2 separate regions of the Homo sapiens genome follow, and region 1 is linked to region 2. A link is a contact called in ENCODE Hi-C or POLR2A ChIA-PET data. All regions are on one chromosome and are shown on one strand. Each heading gives the region's core, a stretch centred on a gene start or an enhancer-like site at or near the end of the contact. The rest is flanking DNA. Distances are from core to core; before and after follow the strand shown. Region 1 holds the start of LOC105378230 (a long non-coding RNA gene). Region 2 has its middle 23 kb from the start of SMIM3.

What was found. A loop is a pair of places that touch in the nucleus more often than their neighbours do. ChIA-PET counts read pairs that join two places held with the same protein, here RNA polymerase II (POLR2A). Pooled maps may share reads with other maps.
Region 1: a loop to region 2 is called in a pooled map, with 2.2 times the contacts of the local background. The contact joins two enhancer-like sites. A Hi-C loop is called at or near these places in 1 of 168 maps with a recorded cell type or tissue (Calu3) and 8 of 50 pooled maps. POLR2A ChIA-PET finds 5 or more read pairs at or near these places in 3 of 52 experiments (WTC11, activated CD4-positive, alpha-beta T cell and common myeloid progenitor, CD34-positive).

What each region holds. Positions count from the first base shown.
Region 1 is chr5:151,210,347-151,216,980 of GRCh38, forward strand. The region is part of intron 1 of CCDC69 (coiled-coil domain containing 69); the gene reads right to left. It overlaps LOC105378230 (a long non-coding RNA gene), which reads left to right and starts at 1,788. Exons shown (of 4, transcript NR_160730.1): 1 at 1,788-1,913; 2 at 2,413-2,543. RefSeq lists enhancers at 952-1,011, 1,512-1,721, 2,322-2,511, 4,142-4,191, 4,542-4,601 and 2 more. Within about 2 kb of position 5,050, at least 11 of the 41 ENCODE cell types and tissues checked have a DNase peak (open chromatin) inside an H3K27ac peak, as active enhancers do.
Region 2 is chr5:150,798,547-150,805,032 of GRCh38, forward strand. No RefSeq gene overlaps it. Among named protein-coding and RNA genes, the nearest start is that of SMIM3, 23 kb to the left of the region's middle. Within about 2 kb of position 2,730, at least 11 of the 41 ENCODE cell types and tissues checked have a DNase peak (open chromatin) inside an H3K27ac peak, as active enhancers do.

The DNA of each region.
Region 1 (6,634 bases), core at 3,800-6,299, 410 kb after region 2:
TAGCCTGGCCAACCTGTGAAACCCCGTCTCTACTAAAAATACAAAAATTAGCCAGGCGGTAGTGGCATGCGCCTCTAACCCCAGCTACTTGGGAAGCTGAGGCAGGAGAATTGCTTGAACCCAGGAGGTGGAGGTTGCAGTGAGCCAAGATCGCACCACTGCACTCCAGTCTGGGCGACAGAGTGAGACCCTGTCCCAAAAAATAAAAAATTAAAATTAAAATTAAAAAATAAACATATTGATTTGTAAAATTTTATACACATCTAATATTACATGTCTAATATTGGAAGGTTCGACCAATTTACTCACCTTCAAATGGCACGCAAGAAGATCAGTTTCAGCTAGGTGTGGTAGCTCACACCTGTAATCCTAGCACTTTAGGAGGCCGAGGCGGGAGGATCACTTGAAGCCAGGAGTTTGAGACCAGCCTGGCCAACATGACAAAACCCCATCTCTACTAAAAATACAAAAATTAGCCAGGTGTGGTGGCACGTGCCTGTAATCTCAGCTACTTGGGATGCTGAGGCACGAGATTTGTTTGAACCTGGGAGGCGGAGGTTGCAGTGAACTGAGATTGGGCCACTGCACTCCACCCTGGGTGACAGAGCAAGACTGTCTCAAGAAAAAAGAAAAAGACCAGTTTCACTGCAACCTTGCCAATGTGGAATATTATCACTTTTTAAAAAAATGTTGGCAAATTTGCTAGGTCAAAACCCAACTAAAATAACCTAGTGCTACCTATTACATGCCTGCCCCCAACACAGGCATCTGTATGTTCGAGACATCTTACATGCTCAAGACCATCCCACCGTGACGCGTGGTTAGGTCTACCTCGGGCCCCCAGGCTCAGTGCACACACCATTTCTCTGCTTCTCTCCTGACCTGCCCTGGGGCGGAGTTAGTTCCTGTTTTCTCCATGTTCCAGGCACCCCTGAGAGTATCTACATCTGGTTAGCTGTCTGTCTCTCCTGCTAGCCCAAAGGGCTCCTGAAGGACAGGATTTTGAAATCTGTATTGGACTTGCCCCAGTATGTTATGATGCCCAGAACAGTATTTCTTAGGAATGTGGTCTATGGACCTCCTGTACTAGAGCCACCTGGAAAGCTTGCTTAACACGAATGTCCAGGCTGCATTCTAGACCTACAGTATGTGTGCTGGGAATTTGCATCTGCTTTTTTTTTTTTTTTTTTTTTTGAGATGGAGTCTGGCTCTGTTGCCCAGGCTGGAGTGCAGTGGCACGATCTTGGCTCAATTGCAACCTCTGCCTCCCAGGCTCAAGCAATTCTCCTGCCTCAGCCTCCAGAGTAGCTGGGATTACAGGCACATACCACCACACCAGGCTAATTTTTGTATTTTTAGTAGAGACGGGGTTTCACCATGTTGGCCAGGCAGGTCTCAAACTCCTGACTTCAAGTGATCCACCCACCTCAGCCTCCCAAAGTGCTGAGATTACAGGCATTAGCCACCACGCCTGGCCGGAATCTCCATCTTTAGCAGTCTAGCCAGATGATCCTAGTGCACACAAAAGCCTGAGGACATGTGACCCTGAGCTAGGTAGGTCTCAACAAGCAACTACTGAGTGGAAAATCCCCAGGTTGGGGTCCTGACCACTTCCTCCTCAGAGGTCATGGAGCAGACGGCACCTGCAGTGTGTGCGTGGGTGGTGGTGGTGGGGGGGGGAGTTGGGAGGGGGACATAAGAATTTTCCCTTCCAAAAGAGGGGTGGGGAGCATAGGGCTGGGGTGGGGTATCCGGACTACACTCTGGAAGAGGGATGACAGCTTCCTGAGTCAACGGAAACTTGGTAGCAAGAAAGCTGCAGAGGAGGCTGCCGGCAGTACAGGATGCAGGGAGAACCCAGGCCTGGGGTTGAGGCCAGGAGACTCAATTCCAGCTTTACTGTGTGCCTTTAGGTAAGTCATGTTCCTTCTCAGTTTCCCCATCTGTGAAGGGTCAGGGCTGGAACAGATGCTCTCTTCAGTCCTCCTGAGCTCCAGGGCAGCCCTTCTCCTAAGAAGGCTGGAAATAGAGCCCCTATACCCAGGTGACACTCACAGCTTTGGGGCCTAGATCCTTGCTGTCAAGCAGACCAGAGCCCTGCAGTAGGTTCAACCTGAAGCAAACCTGAGATAGTAGGACACAGCTGTCAAAAGCAGACAGAGTCAGGGTAGAATGAGAAGACAGTGTCCAGAGCCATGGAGAGCCACATGAGCTCAGATTGGGGCTGGTGAGATGCTCTAGAGTATACTCTCATTTTAGAGGGTAAACTGACACACTGGAAGACGTCCCAAAGAAACCGACAGGATGTAGGAGGTGGCTCAAAACCAAATTATAGGAGGGGCTGTTAACAGAACAAGAGTTGGTCAGCCTTGAGAACAGGCAGGAAGACCTGATATTGTCTTCAAATCTCAGCAGGAATGTCATGGGTAGAAGCTGCTGGCGTGTCATCTACAGCCTTGGAGGACAGGATTGTGGCCAAGCATGAGGAGGTTCCAGAAGTTTCAGTTCAGTATGAAGAAAAATTTCAGAACCATCACAAACTGGTAGGCTGCCTCATTGGAGGGTGGGGAATCGTGGTGGAAGTGAGCGCTCCATCATTAGTAGCATGCAAGAAGAGGTTGGAGAGTCAAACTTCATGCTGTAGATTGGACTGGTGATCTTTTAGAACCCTGAACTCTAACAGTCTATAATTCTAAAAAGCATCACTGATGTTCGGCAAGTGAAAGCCTCTGGTAAGCATAAAGAAATTATCTACTACATGGCATGTAAAGACCACCAGCATTAATGGAACCTCAGGGAGCTCTGTTGAATGCTATTCAGGGAGCAGCATTTTGGGGTGAATGGCTGTAGTCACATACTCAAGCCTTTGGGATAGACCCCTAAACTTCCCTCAAATTATTTTTTATTTTTTATTTTTTGAGACGGAGTCTTGCTCAGTTGCCCAGGCTAGAGTGCAGTGGCGTGATCTCGGCTCACTGCAAGCTCTGCCTCCTGGGTTCACGCCATTCTCCTGTCTCAGCCTCCTGAGTAGCTGGGACTACAGGTGCCCACCACCATGTCCGGCTATTTTTTTTTTTTTGTATTTTTTGTGAAGATGGGGTTTCACCATGTTAGCCAGGATGGTCTCAATCTCCTGACCTAGTGATCCACCCGCCTCGGCCTCCCAAAGTGCTGGGATTATAGGCGTGAGCCACCATGCCCGGCCAACTACCCTCAAATTCTGAGCCTCACCAGGCAAGAGTGAATTAGGCAGAAGCAACTTGGATAGAAGCCGCCCAGCTATTCCCTACCTTGGGAATCCTAGTAGGATGGAAGGTAAGAGTAGCCCTGAGGGAGGTTCAGCCTGTCCTGCAGAGACTTGAGCTAGCCCTCTTTGGGAGCCATCACTCCATTCTGTTTGTCAGCCTTCAAGGCTTGTGTATTTCTGATTAAGTGCTTTGTGTCCTCATTGTTCCTGCTTAACTTAGAGAATTTAGTAATTAAAGAAGACTCCTTAAGAGTTCACCCAGCTCCTCCGTGTCCCATACATCACAGGCCTGGCTTCCTCTGAGCATGTAGTTCTATCACACCTATCCTGGCTGAGGAAGGCTTACGGGAACCCAGAGCAGGGTTGGAAGGGCCCCAGGAGGCAGCTGACTCCAATCCCCACCTCCTTTTTCCAGATAGAAAAGCTGAGGCCCAGAGGTGGGTGGGCAGATAACTTGTCAGAAGCTGCAAAGCAGGGAAGCAGAGCCCTGGGGAGAATCCAGACTCACAGCTGAGGCTAGAGTCCTTTCCGTCCCCCTGATGCCAGGGTCAGCTTTATCTGAGTAGCTGAGCCTGTAGGGGAGAGGTGATTCTAAGTCTCAAGGGGCTCAGGTCACACCCTCCTCAATATCAGAGCTGCCTTTCCGGTGTCTGGCCCAGCACCACTAGTGCTGGGATCTAAGTAACCACAGTCAGAGCCTATTGGCCGAGGGTAGAGGCAGGAAGGAGGCGGGGAGTGTGGCCCAAGGGGCCCCACTCCAGGGCCTTCGGGGAGGAAGGGCGGGGCCTAAATGATCAGGGCTGTTGAGAAATGTTAGTGTTCACACCCGAATTACAGAAGCTCAGACAGAACACCATAAATACAGGCCTTAGCCTCCCCATCTCTAAGATGGGCAGAGATATTCTGCCAAAGTAATGCCTGAATTTGATGTCATTGAAACTCAAACACTGCCAGGGACATTAAAGATTTAATTCATCCCCTTCATATCATATAGTGTGTGGTCAACATTTCCTCACTGGCTGGAGGACAGTCCAATGTGATTGTACAACCAACTTAAAGTTAGAAGTGCCAGGCTGCACCACTCCGCTGCACCGGGGACACGGCCTATGCTCTGAACACCTGCAGGACCCCCAGAGCACACAAGTCAGGGGCGGATGTGGTCTCCACTGCTCCTATCTGACCAACTGATGAGGTGTCTCAGGGGAGCAAAGGACCACTTCCTTCTTAAATACCCCTGCACCTGGTGAGCCAGACCACAGCAGACAAGCATCAGAAGGGCCTTGAGTGCAAGGCCTCACTTCACAGACGATGACACTGAGGCCTAGAGAAAGCCTTTCTAATACACCTTATTTATTTTCTTCCTCCCTAGGGCTCCCGTTTTCTTGTCCCATATCAGCTTCCCAGGGTGTCTGCTAGTTCTGGTTGCCTCAGAGGGCCTGGAGCTGGCAAAAGCACTAGACATTATTTCTAGCATTTGGGTCAGCCTGGCAGGCAGGACCCTGAAGGAGCTGGACAGAAAATGGTGTCAGTAGCTGGATGGGGGTGGGGAAAGAGACAGGCTGAGGGCCCAGATACCTGTCTCCCAGTCCAATGGCAAACTGGAAGGCCAGAGCCAAGGTCCTAGCTTGCCATCTGAGGCTGAGCGCCTGGATACCTGTCTCACAGTCCAATGGCAAATTGAGAGTCCAGAGCCAAGGTCCTAGCTTGCCATCTGCTTGCTGTGTGACCTTGAGTGGACACTCTTCCTTTTCTGTGCTTCTGTACCCTCCTCTGCATGGCATGGAATTGTGCAATGGGATACGTAAGAGCCCTTCTGGTTTTGACATGCTGTGGATGGGGAAGAAGGGGCAGAGTGAGGTCATCTTGCTATCTCATCTTCTGTCGATCCTGTCCGGCTTGTTTGCTCTGGGCAGGGCAGAGGCAGTTTGACACACTCAGCTGTTAGCTCTGGTCATGGAGGGGGCTTCTCTGGAGAGCAGGAAAGGAGGGTCCCTTGCTCAGGAGGCCTGGGTGAGAACCTGGAGCCCTCCACACCATCCCCTGTTCTTCAGCAGACAGTGTAAGGGTGGTTGTAAAAGAGAGGGCGGGATTGCCTGAAAGCAGAGAATGACAGAGCTCAGCCATCTCCCAAGTTGCACGCAGCATGCTCCTAATTCTACAGTAGCACTGTGAACAGAAATAAGTACCCATTAGTGAGGACAAGGAGGATGCACAGGATGCTCAGGGCAGGACCATTTGCAGTAGGGAAATGCTGTAAACTGAGGACTGGCTGGATATACTCAGGGACATAATACTATGTCATTTCATTCATATGTTTAAGAGAGTGAAGTAGACCTTTATGTACAAAGATGGAAAGGCATTTGGTAAAATACCAATATCCAAACTAAACTATTTCTTTTCTGTCACCCAGGCTGGAGTGCAGTGGTGTATTCTTGGCTCACTGCAACGTCCACCTCCCAGGTTCAAGCAATTCTCCTGCCTCAGCCTCCCCAGTAACTGGGACTACAGGCATGTGCCACCATGCCCAGCTAATTTTTGTATTTTTAGTAGAGACAGGGTTTTACCATGTTGACCAAGCTGATCTTGAACTCCTGACCTCAGGTGATCTGCCCGCCTTAGCCTCCCAAAGTGCTGGGATTACAGGCGTGAGCCACCATGCCCGGCCAACTATTACTAATGATAAAAAAATGCATAGGAAAAAGTACCTAGAAAAGCACAAACTGATAACAGTTGTCATCTCCAGAGAATGGACTAAAATTACTGTGGTCAAGGAAGGGTAGCTTCCATTTTACATTTTACCTAAATTATTAGGATTTTTTTTTTTTTTTTTTTTTTTTGAGACTGAGTCTTGCTCTGTCACCTAGAGCGAGTGGTGTGCAGTGGTGCGATCTCGGCTCGCTGCAGCCTCTGCCTCCCAGGTTCCAGCGATTCTCCTGCCTCAGCCTCCTGGGTAGCTGAGATTACAGGCACGTGCCACACGCCCGGCTAATTTTTGTATTTTTAGTAGAGACGGGGTTTCACCATGTTGGTCAGGCTGGTCTCAAACTCCTGACCTCAGGTGATCCGCCCGCCTCAGTCTCCCAAAGTGCAGGGATTACAGGCGTGAGCCACCACGCCTGGCCAATTCTTAGGATTTTTAAAGCAACAACGCATTCAAGAATTACTTATATACAAAGAAATTAACAACAACAAGAAAAAGGTACCTCTCTTGGAACCTGAAAGCCTCCCCCAGAGTCAAGGTACAGACAGAGAAATCAAGGCTGGGGAAGAGAATAGTTAGCAAAAGAGGCAGAAGTGGACCCATTGTTAGAATGATGAATACCAGAGGTTGGGAAGGACGTGTGTGTGGGGTGCGGGGAATGAAGAAAGGCTGGTCAAACGATACAA
Region 2 (6,486 bases), core at 1,480-3,979:
CCAAAGCTGCAGCACAATCTGGAGCCAAGCCCGCAGCTTTCTCATGCCTGGATCTCAGTTGAGGTGGGACAGTCCTGCAGCCCACAGCCAAGGCTGTGGCTTTCTTGTTCCCTAGCTTCCCACTTGTTACGGAAGTAGTAGCTCCCCAGGATGGCCGGTTCTGCAGTATTGATCTGGAAGGAATTCTAGTAACCCCTGCCTTCTGTGCTCTCCCAATCCTTTTAATGATTTTCAGCACATAATTCCCCATATTAAAGCATGTTTAGGCTGGACGTGGTGGCTCACGCCTGTAATCCCAGCACTTTGGGAGGTCCAGAGGACAGGAGTTCGAGACCAGCCTGGCCAACGTGGTGAAACCCCCTCTCTACTAAAAGTACAAAAATTAGCTGGGCATGGTGGTAGGCGCCTGTAGTCCCACCTACTTGAGAGGCTGAGGCAAGAGAATCACTTGAACCTGGGAGGTGGAGGTTGCACTGAGCCGAGGTTGCGCCACTGCACTCCAGCCTGGGCAATAGAGCGAGACTCTGGCTCTAAATAAATAAATAAATAAATAAAGCAAGCATGTTTAATTTCCATTTGCCAGAGTATACCTTAATTGATCCAGATGGAAGAAAAATCTATTAATTCCTATCAATTATTATCCTAGCAATTCAACTTCTAAGTCCATCATGTGATCCAGTATTACAGAAGAAGAAGTCTGTTAATGGGAGGCAGATGGTCTTCTAGCAATAGAGATGGCAAGGAACTGGTGGCCTCAAGGAGAGCTCAGAGAGGTCTACTGGTGGCGACAGAATGAGAACTTTGCTTATAGTATTGCTGAAACAATACTATAAGAATAATGAACACTCTGGGATGCCAACACAGGCGGATCACTTGAGGTCAGGAATTAGAGATCAGCCTGGCCAGTATGGTGAAACCCTGTCTCTACTAAAAAAACAAACAAACAAAAAGTGAGATAGTTGAGTTAGAAAATGTATAGTGTTTTGTTGGCCTCTTTGAAAAATAAGCGGTCTGATAATATGTAACAAAGTTTAAAAATTGTATCTATTGAAATTAGTGCTTATATTAGTTGTGTGAGATGATTTACATTTAAAAATGTAAAGAATATATGTGTGCTTATAGGTAAGAACAATACATGAACATATTTTCCATCTGCTCCCAATACGTGTCAGTTCATCTTTCTACATTTAACATTTACTGAAGGTAGCAGAAGTAACGTTTTGGAAGAAAAGGATGTTTGGTAAATCAGAACACTATTTCTTGCAATAACTAAAGATCATTAATAACATTTCTTCCAAACTTCCCCCTCCCCAACTCCAACTCCAGAAATAACCAACTAGTTTGATAATTACTAGAAGAAAAAAAGAGAAACAATTGTAATATTTATACAGACATAAAGGAATGGTCTGGTAAATATGGTACAAACAATGAAATAAAACACGGCAACTGAGCACTATCTATTATATTGGTAGTTAACAAAAAGCAAAATACAAAATTGCACCTTCTCAACACCAAAAAAATTGCAGATTTTGCCATTACTTTTAGAATGGTAAAAACTGCATTACTTTTGCACCAACCCAAAACAATTATCTATAATAAAGTCATGAATATATATATTGTCAATTTGTCACTAATAAAATTATTTTGGTGGTATTTTGTTCCATTTCTTCTTACAGGGGTAATTTTTTCTGTTATACCTCAAATGTAACTGGCTTAAACTGATTTCTTTTTTCAACCAAATATGTGTCTTTGGAAACAAACATTCTAATGGCATGCCTCTATACATATCTACCTAGTTCAAGGGAATGCAGTTTGGGAGACTGTGTGTACATGTGTGCACACTCCTGTGCGTACATGTTAAAGTGTAACGTGATCCACCTGAAATGTACATGCAGCTGTTTATATCATGTAGCCATCCATTTCATGATAAATATGTTTGGAAATAAATTTGTAGTACTACCTCCCAACAGCAAATCTTATTTCCTTTTAGTTTCAGTAATAGTATTTAGTATTAGTTGTCACTAATAAGGATTATTTTTAATTTGCAGATGGAAAGCTTCTTCCTTTCCATCCATAAATCGAGTGTTTCTTCTCAAAGGCAATGGTTCTCAAACTTTAGTATGCAACAGAATCACCTGAGGAGCTTTTCTTTTTTTGAGATGGAGTCTCGCTCTGTCGCCCAGGCTGGAGGGCAGTGGCGCGATCTCTGCTCACTGCAAGCTCCGCCTCCCGGGTTCAGGCCATTCTCCTGCCTCACCCTCCCGAGTAGCTGGGACTACAGGCACCCGCCACCACTCAAAATCCTGGTCCTTATCTGCAAAGATTCTATTTCAGTGGGCCTATGACGGAGCCAAGAATTCTGCATTTTTAAGGCAACTTGCTGTCCTTTGAGAAACATTGCACTGAAGTATTTGGGAACTTTGTTTCACTGTGATAGCTGTCTGGGACTTAAATCTTCCGCCAAAGGAAAACCTGGAAAATTTTGTGATTGAGCAAGCAAATCAAGCCCATGCGTAGTAGTAGACTGGGAACCGGTGGGTGTGAGACCCAGGCTCTATGTGGCCTACACTCTTCTGAACTCTTCTGAGTCTTGATTCCTGGTCTGTGAAGTGTGCAGTGTATCCGAATTAAATGAGAAAATCATTCCGTGCTTTTAGGGTGAGTTTGAATAACTTTTAGGCAGTCCACCAGATGGCGATATAACTTTTTTTTCAAATGGAGTGGTTAGCCTGCCGAAGTTGTGAGAGTCAGTCCTACAACATTCCTAGCAGATCAAGATTTTATGTTCCCAGTTCTGGCTTCAGAGACTGTAGCGATAACACAGGGCTCATGCAGTCCAACATCCCGTATAATACAGGTTGCCAGTTGTTGCCTTTTCAGTATTTCTCCTGTGTGATCCTGGACTGCTTGTGTCAGATTCACACAGGAGCATTTGCTTACAAATGCAGCTTCCAGGGCCCTGCTTCAGACGTACTGACCGAGAATCTCTGGAACTGGTTCTTCAGTATCTGCTTTGCAAAAACAATCCGTAAGTGCTCAACAAACAGGTTAAAGTCTGAGAGCCACGTGCCAGTGAAAAGGAGGTTCACGTCTTGCTGAAGCCACCCCTTATTAGCTGTTTTGTTAGAATTCCTCCCTCGGTGAGAGTGGGATTAAGGATTCAGGGATGCTAGTTCTGCCCTCTTGAGGCCACACTGAAGAGATCAACTTCCTTTTTCTTGGGAAATGTCTGAACATTTTGAAGGTCGCTAATCATGACTTACCTCACCTCCGCCCCTATCTTCTCTGGGGGTGGGGAAGAAGTCATACTTTGCATTACAGGTTGGCTGTCATCCTCCTTCCCTTTCCAGGAACACTATAACCAGAGACTAAGAGCGAGGACCTTCACTATTTCTTAGCTTTGTGATCGTGAGCAAATAACATAAACTCTTTGAGCCTCAATTTCCTCTTCTGTAAAATACGAGTGAAAATAATTATACCTACTTCAAAGGATTGTTATGATTATTACATGGGGTGATGAATGCAAAGTGAAAAGGTAAAATATAGCAAAATGTGATCTATTATTAACAATAATGAGCTTCAGTTTCTACATCTGTAAAATGGTGATGATAACTACTAGAGCATGGGGAGAATTAAATGAGGTAATATAAGTAAGGTAGTTGGTTAATGTCTGACTTAGAAGAGGCTCTCAATAGTAGTAATTATAAGATGGCCAATAATGTAAAAACACCAATGGTCTATGCCCCTAATGATGTGGGATTTTAAAAATCACTGAAGTAATGAGATTAGCAATTTCCTTACTGTTATCCTGTAGGATCAGCCTTAGAACAAGTATAAAACTTGTATCTCTTCTATACTAAGTTCCTTTTAGAAAATGTTTCTTAATGAATCCACAATTATTTAATAAAACACAAAGTATTCAATTTTTAAGTATTAATTCCTCACAGAAATTGCTTTCTAAAGTTTTAAGGGTGCAAAAAACATTAAAAATCTTTCAGTAAGCTAAAACTTTAATTAGGCCCTTATATAATTCTTGCTAAAGAGAGAGAATGGAACTGAGACTGTGAAATGAAATGACAATGATAATATTTCCTTTGAAATTTTTAAGGCCAAGTTGCATTAATGCAACTTTGAAATTGTTCCAATCACACAAGGTATTTAATTAAAGCAAATGAAAGGCTCTTCAATTCCCATAAAGATTTACATGGTAGGAAAAATGTTTCTGTTTTAGCAGGTCTATAACATCATTTTTAAAAATTACAAAAATTATTGTATCTACTTTTAAAGCTGGACAGCAATAGTTATAGAGAGAATCATTTAATTTTAGAGTCAAGCAGACCAAATTCCCATCTGGCTCCACCAGCGTGTTCCCTTTAGAAAGTAACATTTAAGAGTTTCATTGCCCTTGTTTGTAAAAAAGGGGATCATATTTGCCTCCACAGTGCCGCTGAGGGGTTTAAACAAGGTGCTGAATCTAGAACACTTACAGAGAGCCTGTAATAAGTACTCAGTGCTTAAATGTTACCTAAAAACAAAGGAAGATCATTAGCACTACCGTAAAAAATTATATATGGGTGGGGCACATTGGCTTGATTGGTTTCGCTATATGGGTTTCAACCAAACGTCTTGGGGAAAAATTCGGAAGGCAATAAAAGGAAAGTGGAAAGGACAAAGAGGATTGGAGTTGGGGAGGGTAAGAGACAGTTATAAGTCTGAGGAAAAATTAGGAAATAGCATAGAATTCTAATTCAAATAACTTAATTACCCTTGTATTTATATTTTTTCTTAAAGTTGTTTTACTTTAGTGAGCAGTCTTTCTTCTCAGATTGTGTCTTAGCATATTAATGAAAAAAACAGATGATAATATTACTGTACAATAAGAGTTTAGCAGTGATTGAAATTCAGTGTCAATGAAGACACAGGGCAATGGAGAGAAAAATCATAGATATGTCATGAAAACAGTTTTAGTAATTTTTCATTTCAACAACAAATTTCATAATAATGATATAAGTACATTCTTTATTTTATATATATATATGTTCTTTTTATAGAGATGGGGTCTCACTGTGTTGACCAGGCTGGTCTTGAACTCCTGGTCTCAAGCAATCCTCCCATCTTGGCCTCCCAAAGTGCTGGGATTACAGATGCGAACCACCATGCCTGGCCTCTGAATTTTAAAATAGTTATGAGTGCCTTTAGAATTTCTACTATTGGAGCCCTTTATGCTTCTATTTACCTTCAATCAAGATTTGCACCTCAGAAAACATAGTTACTTGTTGTTGTTGTTGTTGTTGTTAGGAAAAGTTCAGTATGAATGCTGTTGTCTCATTCTACATAGCAATTGTTTGGGTCATGTATAATAAAGAATTGATACCTACTCTAAAAATGAAGATATTTTGTGTTCTAGGAATTGAGTGGCACTTGGTCAAAGAATGATTTATGGAATCTCTGGGCATAAGGGGAATTGATTGCTCTTTAGTTTTTCTTTTCCACACTTAGTACTAAATTATTTTGAATTTATGGGAAGTTAAGCTAAGTGAACCACATCTTTCCATTTTGTTGCAAGGAGCTTATCACTTTCTAAACGGAGAACTATACTGTCTCGGAGTAATGGATTGAATAGTGGCCCCCCCAAAATTATGTCCACTTCCTAAATCGCAGAACCTGTGAATGTTACTTTGAAAAAAAAAGGGGGTCTTTGTAGATGTCATTAAGTTAAGGATCTCCAGATGGGGAGGTGATCCTGGATTATCTGAGTGGGTTCTAACCCAGTGACAAGAGTCCTTATAAAAGACACACGAAGGACTGACACACAGAGATGAGAAAGAGGCAATGTAACCATGGAGACAGAGACTGGAGTGATGTGCCACAAATCAAGGCAAGTTTGTAGCCACCAGAAGACGGAAGAGGTAAGAAGTACATCATCCCCTGGCCTCCAGAGGAGTGTGGCCCTGCTAACACTCTGATTTTGGACTCCTGGCATCCAACTGCGTGAGTATAAATTTCTGTTGTTTTAAGCCACCAAGTTTGTGGTCATTTGTTACAGCGGCCACAGGAAGCTAATACACAGGGTAAGCTGATAGGGGAATGAGAGAGTTTTTTCACAGTTGCATGAATGGGTTAAGAATTCTAAAGAATAATTAGCCAGGTGTGGTGGTGGATGCCTGTAATCCCAGCTACTCGAGAGGCTGGGAGGCAGGAGAATCACTGGAACCCGAGAGGCGGAGGTTGCAGTGAGCCAAGATGGCGCCACTACACTCTAGCCTGGGCGACAGAGGGCGACTCTGTCTCAAAAAAAAAAAAAAAAAGTTATTTGAAAGAATAAACATTATTGGGTAAGGGGAGATGACATGGTAGCCATTAGAAAGAGGGGTGGGGGGAGTGAGGAAAAAAGGCAAAAAACAGAGACCAGGAAGGTGAATAACCAGAATGTGAGCTAAGGAGATGGAATAGGAAGGACACTGTACCCAGGCAGAGTATGGACTG